Linked DNA regions of Homo sapiens: all the other regions are linked to region 1. A link is a contact called in ENCODE Hi-C or POLR2A ChIA-PET data. All regions are on one chromosome and are shown on one strand. Each heading gives the region's core, a stretch centred on a gene start or an enhancer-like site at or near the end of the contact. The rest is flanking DNA. Distances are from core to core; before and after follow the strand shown. Region 1 overlaps EGFR (epidermal growth factor receptor). Region 2 holds the start of LANCL2 (LanC like glutathione S-transferase 2). Region 3 overlaps VOPP1 (VOPP1 WW domain binding protein).

What was found. A loop is a pair of places that touch in the nucleus more often than their neighbours do. ChIA-PET counts read pairs that join two places held with the same protein, here RNA polymerase II (POLR2A). Pooled maps may share reads with other maps.
Region 2: a loop to region 1 is called in a map with no recorded cell type, with 13 times the contacts of the local background. The contact joins the promoter of LANCL2 here to the enhancer-like site in region 1. A Hi-C loop is called at or near these places in 22 of 37 single-sample maps with no recorded cell type and 9 of 50 pooled maps. POLR2A ChIA-PET finds 5 or more read pairs at or near these places in 2 of 52 experiments (AG04450 and H1).
Region 3: a loop to region 1 is called in a map with no recorded cell type, with 8 times the contacts of the local background. The contact joins two enhancer-like sites. A Hi-C loop is called at or near these places in 7 of 37 single-sample maps with no recorded cell type and 4 of 50 pooled maps. POLR2A ChIA-PET finds 5 or more read pairs at or near these places in 1 of 52 experiments (IMR-90).

Annotation. Positions count from the first base shown.
Region 1 is chr7:55,072,738-55,075,546 of GRCh38, forward strand. All of the region lies in intron 1 of EGFR (epidermal growth factor receptor), which reads left to right. Among named protein-coding and RNA genes, the nearest start is that of EGFR, 55 kb to the left of the region's middle. RefSeq lists enhancers at 940-2,139, 1,652-1,821. Within about 2 kb of position 1,339, at least 33 of the 41 ENCODE cell types and tissues checked have a DNase peak (open chromatin) inside an H3K27ac peak, as active enhancers do; they include IMR-90, where a contact is called at or near this core.
Region 2 is chr7:55,363,809-55,366,619 of GRCh38, forward strand. It overlaps LANCL2 (LanC like glutathione S-transferase 2), which reads left to right and starts at 1,529. Exons shown (of 9, transcript NM_018697.4): 1 at 1,529-2,421. The coding sequence starts at 2,218. RefSeq lists enhancers at 1,454-1,643, 2,264-2,723, 2,754-2,811 and a silencer at 1,714-2,133.
Region 3 is chr7:55,508,156-55,510,855 of GRCh38, forward strand. All of the region lies in intron 2 of VOPP1 (VOPP1 WW domain binding protein), which reads right to left. Among named protein-coding and RNA genes, the nearest start is that of VOPP1, 63 kb to the right of the region's middle. Within about 2 kb of position 1,341, at least 3 of the 41 ENCODE cell types and tissues checked have a DNase peak (open chromatin) inside an H3K27ac peak, as active enhancers do; they include IMR-90, where a contact is called at or near this core.

The sequences.
Region 1 (2,809 bases), core at 89-2,588:
CAGTCTGCTGTTTTGTCTCCTTTTGAGGTCCTTAAAGTAATCCTTAAAAAGATAGTGCAGATGGAAAGATGTCTGGAGTCAGTGAACCTGCCTTCTTTCCTGTGTGCTTGTCAGTTTCTAAAATGCCATACACAAAGGACTTTCATGATTTCTTTTTAGGTACATGATTACAGTTCAATTCACTTCACTGTCTGGAAAATTTCCTTATAATCAGGATGAAATTTCTCATGTTAGCCTTTCACATTTCACTACTTTTAGATAAGGAATTCTCAGGCTTTGCTATATCTGACTGCTCTTGGAGGCTGAGCTTTTGGCTAACTACCTGACTACTTTGTCGTTTCTCTTCCCTTGGAATGAAGCAAATATCTAACTTCTCACTCATTGTTTCTGCTATTTTACCATTTAGTCATCTGTGATTTTTCTAAATACTGAAAGACTTCCCTCAATTCAAACTATGTGCCGGATCAAGGAAAGGGCAGTTGGATATTGCAGACAGCATAGTGCAATTGTGAAGAGTGTCTGCTTACCAGCCACGCTGCCTTGCACAAGTTATCAAGCCTCTCAACCCACTTCCTCAATCTGTAAAATAGGTATGAGTGTAGGACCTTCCCAGGGGATTTTTTTGTGACTATAGAATGATTCTCAGAAGACTTTCAGGCAGTATGTGGGTGAGGCACATGCTGGAAAGGCTTCTGCAGGTGCAGTGATCAATGCTTTTCTCAGTGTGTACATCCCATAATACAGACACGTTACCAGAAACTCCCTAGCCAGGACTTTGATTGCAGCTCACATTTTGTATATGGCCCATAGGGAAATGAAGTGTGTATTTTTTATAAAGTTCAAGTGTTAACTTAATTTGGAATTTACTATCAAATCTCAGTTGTTATGGGCATTTATAGCTATTAATACTTCGTCCCATGTGTCCCATGAGGAAACCAAGGAACAGAAATTAAAGTTCTTTCTGGAGTCCCCTGAATCTCGTTCCTGTTCTTTTGCACCCTGTTAATTACATAGAGACATTCACAGCTCTTCTGACCTTATCAGCGTTAAGGAAAACAGAAAACCAGCGTGCTATTTGTTCTGTCCCTTAGTCAAGCCTTCTCAACATATATTTTTCTTCCAAGATTTTGCATGTGCACAGGGATGCCTATCCTCTACAAGAAACACATTTTAGGCAAATTATAATTAAAATGCTGTTTACATCTCTTCACCTTTAGAATTTAAAGAATGATCATTTCTTAGATTGCATCTCAGACACACCCTTCCCCTAGTCTGGAGAGGGCGAGGCCCATGGGTACTGCAAACAGCCTGACGTTGTCAGGGGCGGTCTCAACGGCTCATTCACCACATCTGCCTCGCGAAGGCTAAGCCATGTGCTGTTACCCCTGCTGCGCTCTGGCTCATTCTAAGGTACACGCTATTAACCTTGTGAGAAAACAAAGAGGCCAGCCCCACCCTTCCTGCTCACTCTGAGTCACGGTGAAAATGTTTCAGGATCTCGGGTTCGACCATGAGTCCTGTCCAGGTCCAGGAGGAAATTCGGAAGGACCACATGTTCACTCTGAGATCCCACTTTCATTTCCCTCCTGGTTGAGCAGCATTAATACTCTGGCTAGATTTAAATTCTGGCTTTCTCCAGTTAGAACTGAAAGTTATGACAATGTAATCAAAATAGAATGTGGGTTTACAGCTGGCCCCCTGGCCTGGTTTGTGAACATAAAACAGAAACAGAAAGTGTAAGTGGTGACATCATATTCTCTCATTCAATGTGAAAGGCCACCGAAGTCTTTCCAGAATTATTTTTGAGAATAATATGAATTTTTAAAAAATACCTAATTATTTTAAATATCGTCTTGCTTGCTCCCCAAATACCTACTGTTTTCAACTTGGATATACGACATGATTAAAGAATATCTAATATTTGGGAATGCATACTTTAACCTTATAAACTACCACTGTAAATAGACAGACTCATTAAAGTGAAAGGACATTTTAAATCAATTAGTAAGCAAATCAATTAGGTGGCAAAGACAAGATTATTTTTCCTTATGGTAGTTGAAGAATAATGCTTAACCTGTCATTCTAATTACCAAGCACGGTGTTCTCTTTGGAAGATCATTTCAACAAAACATTATTTTCATCCAGAATTTGAACCTTGAGATTGCATGGTATTTTAGAAATCTATTTTAGAAATCTTTGGCAAAGGTTACTATTAAAACAATCACATTCATGGAAAATCAGTATAAGAGCAACTAAAATAACTCACAATACCAGTAAAATCACTTTGTCATCTTCTTAAGACTTTTAAAGAGCATTTGTAAGTAACTGAATAGAAGGCCAAAGGGTGTGTAGGTAGCCCAGACCATCAGTGGGCAGCCAGGGCCAGGGCAGGGGCCACGGTTGCAGCCTGCATTCTTCTAAAGGGCAGAGCAAATTAAAGTTGAAGCAGGAGCTAAAAAAAAAAAAAAAAATGTTTCAAAGAATTCCACCAACCAGAGGATACTACCTAGGACAGTTTGGGCCTAACTTATCTGTGAAGGCCTCCAGCTTCCTCCACACCGGTGGCCACTTTTCATTCACTCTGAACCCTTCTTTGTATGGAGGTCATTTTATTAATTGAGCTGTGACCAACATGACAGAATTTCCTGTTTTAGGGCTTTTATAATATAGATAGTTTATATCTAATTTCAGAATATATTCACTGGGGAATGGACTTAGCAACCACTACCACAACAATGCAACAATGTGTTTTGGAACAAATTTACCAATCTGAATTTCCCCCTAGATTAGGTCACAGGAACATTGCAGC
Region 2 (2,811 bases), core at 279-2,778, 290 kb after region 1:
CCTAAGGAAAATAAAGTTGTAATTTCAAGGCACTGACCAAGGTCTCTGTACTACTCAAGAGCTCAAGAGTGGCCACGGGGGAAGATAGCCCTGGGTGTAAAAGGGCCGCAGAAGGGAATCCCCTGTGCTCTGCATTAAAAAACCCCCAGGGGACAGGAGGCTGAAGAAAGGGAACCTACCACTTCTCCATAAAATAGTGTCAGTGAGCTGTCCAGGAGGGCAGGGGATCTGCCGATAAGAGAGCATTTAGGAAAATATGCCGACTCCTTAAATTGGGTTTCGATTTTTCAGCTTTTGAAAATATTGGTTTTCTTTAGGACAGGTTTCTGTACTTGCCAACAGTTGCCAGTTATCCACCAGCAGACTGCAGGAAGAAGAGACAATCTTCACCTCCCTCCTGGGTAGGGAGAGCTGAGAATTCACTAGGCTTAGCCTAACAAAGCCCGCAGTGGACGTTTCTGCTGTACCTGTCCAAGGCGTGATAGTTCCCCAGACTTTGGGGAATATCACCGTGGGTTATTTTGTCTAGTTAAGTCCCTGTGGTGGGATAAGGATGGCTCCTAGAGCATGTCGGCATCAGTAGTTCCTGGAGTGGATTTTCCTACACCGTCTAGGTATGAAAATTTGGTGGGAGAAAAGACCCCAGGAAAGGGGAAAGCAGGAAAGTGGAGCTAAGGGATGCTGCTATAACACTCATCCTGTTGTATCTGTTCTGTTTCCCTGAACTTTGAAGATAGTTATGCTGAGTACCCCCTTTAAAATGATTTTCTTCTACACTGTACCTTCCCATGGTCATGTTCTTGGTGGGGTGTGTTTCACATGTCCAGCCCTGTGGGGTTGGGGGGACACTAGAAGAGGTAGTGGGAAGCCAGACTTTCCCACATCATTCCACCGAGGCCACGGAGGCAGGAGGAACCGAGCCTTCCCTGTGCTCGGCACTGTGTTTTTCTTCATCATGTCACTTTTTACATTAACGTGTATTTTTGCTTGCTTCCAGAAAAGCACCTACATCAGCTATGCTGTAATCCTTGCTTTTCTCACCCAATAACTGGGAATCCCCAGAGAGCCAAAACTATCTTTTTAATCTCTTATTTCTTCATCACCTAGTACCATTTGGTGCTCAATCAACGTTTACTGAGCGGAAGAAAACGGAAATAAGACATTTTCCTCAAGGAGCAGAAATCATTACACGTATTTGGTCCAAACAAATAAAAATAAAGAGAACCAATGAAGACTGAAGTAAACCACATCACGATTACATAAATGTAAAGATCTGGTTGCTTGTGTCCTTTTTATAATACATACTATGATCTTTGCCAATTAACACTGGAGGACTCTTTCTGGTCGATAAAATGTTTGGATAATTAAGTATGCTTTCATTTTATGTCCCGGTATCAAAGATGTCCATTTATTCAAAACAAAGGGAGTGAACATAAAACATAAAAAGAAAAAAAAAAAGGCCTGTGGCTCCTCCTCCCAGACACCCCCCTCCAACAGTGATGAATAGGAGGGACTGTCTCCCTCCCCCATCCCTCGGAGACTAGCCTTGCAGTGTTTTAGACTGTTTTGAAATTCTGTTCTTTAGAAGAGATTTTTTTTTTCTTCTTAATATCAAACAAAGAACTGCTGCTATTCCTTTGGGCTGGCGCAGCAGGGGCCGGTGAAATGCAGGCTGACGACGGCGCGCCAGGGGCTGAGCTCGCCCCGGTCGGCGACGCGCACACACCTTGAGTGACAGCGACCTCTTCTCTACAGGTTTTCCCCGCGGGAGCGTGGCCCTAGCGGGCGTTCGGTTTTCTTTGGAAATCGCGGAGGGGGCTGGCCGGGCGCAGCGATCCCCACCCCGGGACTCCAGCCCCGGCCGTGCGCGTCGCCGCGGACGGGCTCTGCGGGCCACGGGGAAGGTGCGAGGAGGCGCGAGCAGGCTGTGAGCCGCTGGGCGCTCCCGCGAGCCCGCTCCTCTCCGTCGGGAGCAGGGCAAAGGCGCCAGGAACAGGGCAGAGGCACAGCGCCCACCGCCTCTGCGGCCGCCTGATGTGCGAGCAGCCCGCGACGAGGCAGTGCACGCTCAGACGCCCCGCTCCTCCCGCCAGCGCGCGGCCTCGCTCCTCCTAGAGGACGCTCTCTGCGCGGGCCCTCGGAGGAGGCGGCGGCGGGGCGAGCTGCAGCGCCGGGACAGGAGGTTTGTCCCCGCCCGCGCGCCGTACCGCGGCGGAGATGGGCGAGACCATGTCAAAGAGGCTGAAGCTCCACCTGGGAGGGGAGGCAGAAATGGAGGAACGGGCGTTCGTCAACCCCTTCCCGGACTACGAGGCCGCCGCCGGGGCGCTGCTCGCCTCCGGAGCGGCCGAAGAGACAGGCTGTGTTCGTCCCCCGGCGACCACGGATGAGCCCGGCCTCCCTTTTCATCAGGACGGGAAGGTGAGTCGGCGGCCTGGCCGCAGAGGCGCCGGAGGGGGAGCGCGGCGGTGGTAGCGTCCACCTTCCGCCAGGCGTGACGTCACAGGCGCGCGCCGGGCTTGGGAGGGCGCGGGATGATAGCGCCTAGCACCTGTCTCCGGGCCTTCCCGATGAGCCGCGCTTAGGGTCCGTGGGCTTCAGCTGCATGAACCACGTTCCAGCAGTTCGGCCCTCCTGGCCCCAACGCGCCTTTGAAATACGCGGACAGTGCGCTTTCCTTCTTGGCCCGAGCGGCGCTTCGCAATGCGGGCTTGTGCACTCGTGAGGCCCGCGGACACCTCCCGCCCCTGCGCGGCGGAGCGCTCCGCCGGCTACCTGCTCCTCAGAAGTGGCCTGGAGGCTGGATTTCCT
Region 3 (2,700 bases), core at 91-2,590, 440 kb after region 1:
TGAGGAGCTGCTGCCTTGGAGCCCAGATGCACCCAGAGTTAAAGTGAAGAGGTGAGGTAAGATGGACCAAGAAGCTCTTAAATTACTGCTGAACTTTGGTAACTACGGAGTTTTTTGTTTTGTTTGTTTTGACACAAGGTCTCACTGTGTCACCCAGGCTGGAGTGCAATGCTGCAATCATAGCTCACTGCAGCCTCAAATTCCTTGGCTTAAGTGATCCCTTCACATCAGCCTCCCAAGTAGCTAAAAATACAGGTGCACACCACCACGCCCAGCTAATTACAAAAATTTTTTCTACAGATGAGGTTTCACTATGTTGCCAGGCTGGTCTCTAACTCCTGGCCATAGTGATCTTCTTGCCTTAGCCCAAAAGTGTTGGGATTACAGGTGTGAGCCACTGCACCTGGCCCAGAGTTTTTGAAACTCCACCTTTGTGTTTCTGGGGTAGAGGTTTTCCCTCTTTCTCCTTTCAGTAAACTGCTGATCATTTAAAATTAGTTCTATTCAAGCCTATCCTGAAAAACAATCCTCCTAGTTTCTGGTTGACTAAATATAAGGTTAAAAAAATAAATTCTGGCCATATGTCTCTTTCAGAAACAGTTATTACCAGAAACCACCTTCTCTGGAAGGTGTTTTTCATTTTCCATACTAAAGTGAAAAACAGAAGTCTGCCTATGAGCTCAGAAGTCTGCCTATGAGTTCATAGTGAGATCCTGTCTCTATAAAAAAATCTTTAAAATTAGCCAGACGTGGTAGCATATGCCTATAGTCCTAGCGACTCAGAGGCTGAGGTGAGAGGATCGCTTGAGTCAAGGGGTTTGAGGCTGCAGTGAGCTAGTACTGCACCACTGTGTTCCAGCCTAGGTGACAGAGCAAGACCCTGTCTCAAATTTATTATCAATTTTAATTTTATAATAAATTTCCTATCATTGAAATCACACAGGCATGATAAATACTAAAGTAATGAGCTGAGTTTGGCAATGAGATCAGGAAGGGAGATGAGATTCTAGTACCTAAAAAATCTGGAAACCTACACTGAGGTTCACACCTGGCTTACTTTCTCAGCTCTATTTTTACTTGAGTTGGTCTTAGTCCATTCAGGCTGTTATAATAAAATACCACAGCTTGGGTAATTTATAAACAACAGAAATTGATTGCTCATAGTTCTGGAGGCTGGGATGCCCAGGATCAAGGCCCAGCAGATTCAGTATCTAGTCAGGGCTCCCTGCTTCATAAATGATGTCTTGCTGCTGTGTCCTCACAGGGCAAAAGAGGGCAGGGGAGCTCCCTGCAACCTCTTTTGTAATCCCATTCACGAGGACAGAGCCCTCATGACTTAAGTCACTTCCCCAAAGGCCCCACCTCTTAATACTAATACATTGGGTGTTAGGTTCCAACATAGGAATTTTGTAAGGACACACATATTCAGACTATAGCAGCTGGTTAGCTGTTATAAGCAAATGCTCAGAACTCTTAAGTCTACATTCCAGCTCTGGACTACATCCTGCCCTCTTCCACCTCTGCTGCAAAAGTGAATTCCTCACTGGCTCCATTTCCTGGGTATTCTGCAAGAACTCCAAACTCCACATGCATATATGACATTCTCTGCTCAGTCTTCTATTGAATCTTTCCCGGAACCTATTCTTTTCATGGTCTCTCTCTGTCTTCCCAACCAGAAACCTCTGATTTATTTGACTCCCTTTACCTCTATATCGACTCTTCTGTGAGATGCTTTTCATGCCCACCGCCTGTTCCTCTGCCCTATTTCTACAGGAGTTGGACTCTGTCTTGCCTTTACTACAAACACAACCTCCTCCCCTTTAGACCAGAGGACCGTGTCGTCATACTGTTCCTAGACCAAAATGAGGGTCAGGCTGCTATTTCTTGTGGCCCAATAATAAGATGCAGATGAACTGGGGAGGAAGAGAATTTTTATTTCTGCAACCAGTTACTGGTAGAAGGCCTGGAAATTATGGCCAGACCAACTCAAAATTACAAAGTTTTCCAGAGCTTATATACCTTCTAAGCTATATGTCTACCTGTAAGTGTGCATCATCTAAAGACATAAGTGATTAACTTCTTTTACATTATAACTAATGTCTGAGTCCTCAAGGCCTTCTTCTGGAGCCTCAGTAAATTCACTTAATCTAAATGGGTCCAGGTGCTGGGGTGATTACCCTTATCTTGTCTCCTACTAAATCACAAGAGGTTTGGGGAGTTCATTCAGACCGCAATAAACTTGTTTGTGGAGGCCTGGGGAGTTTCTTCAGACACCAAATAAAACTTATTTAATCCTAAATGGGTCATGTTAAGAATTCCTTCATTATTTTGTCATGCTTTAAGGCCCAGGAAAGGCCTAGGCAAAACTCCTGGTGGGCTTTTGTTACATCCCAGACTTTATATAAGGGCACTGGCTTTTTTTTTTTTTTTTTTTTAGCTTTTAATATTTAACTTAACCACTCAGTCAGTACTGAAACACTTGTTATGGAGGCCTGTGTTGGTGAGACCTGGCCTGCCACAATGCTGCATGCAGGAGGGAGTCTCAGCCCCTCAGACGGCGTTTGAGACTCTTCTTGCTAGGCTTCTCCCTCTTTTTCCCATCTCATCTCCTGCCATCCACCAGGCACCCTGAACTCCAGCCCCATGGTCCCCACTGCACCCTGCACCTTCATGCTCCCATGCCTGCACTCCTCCCAAAGT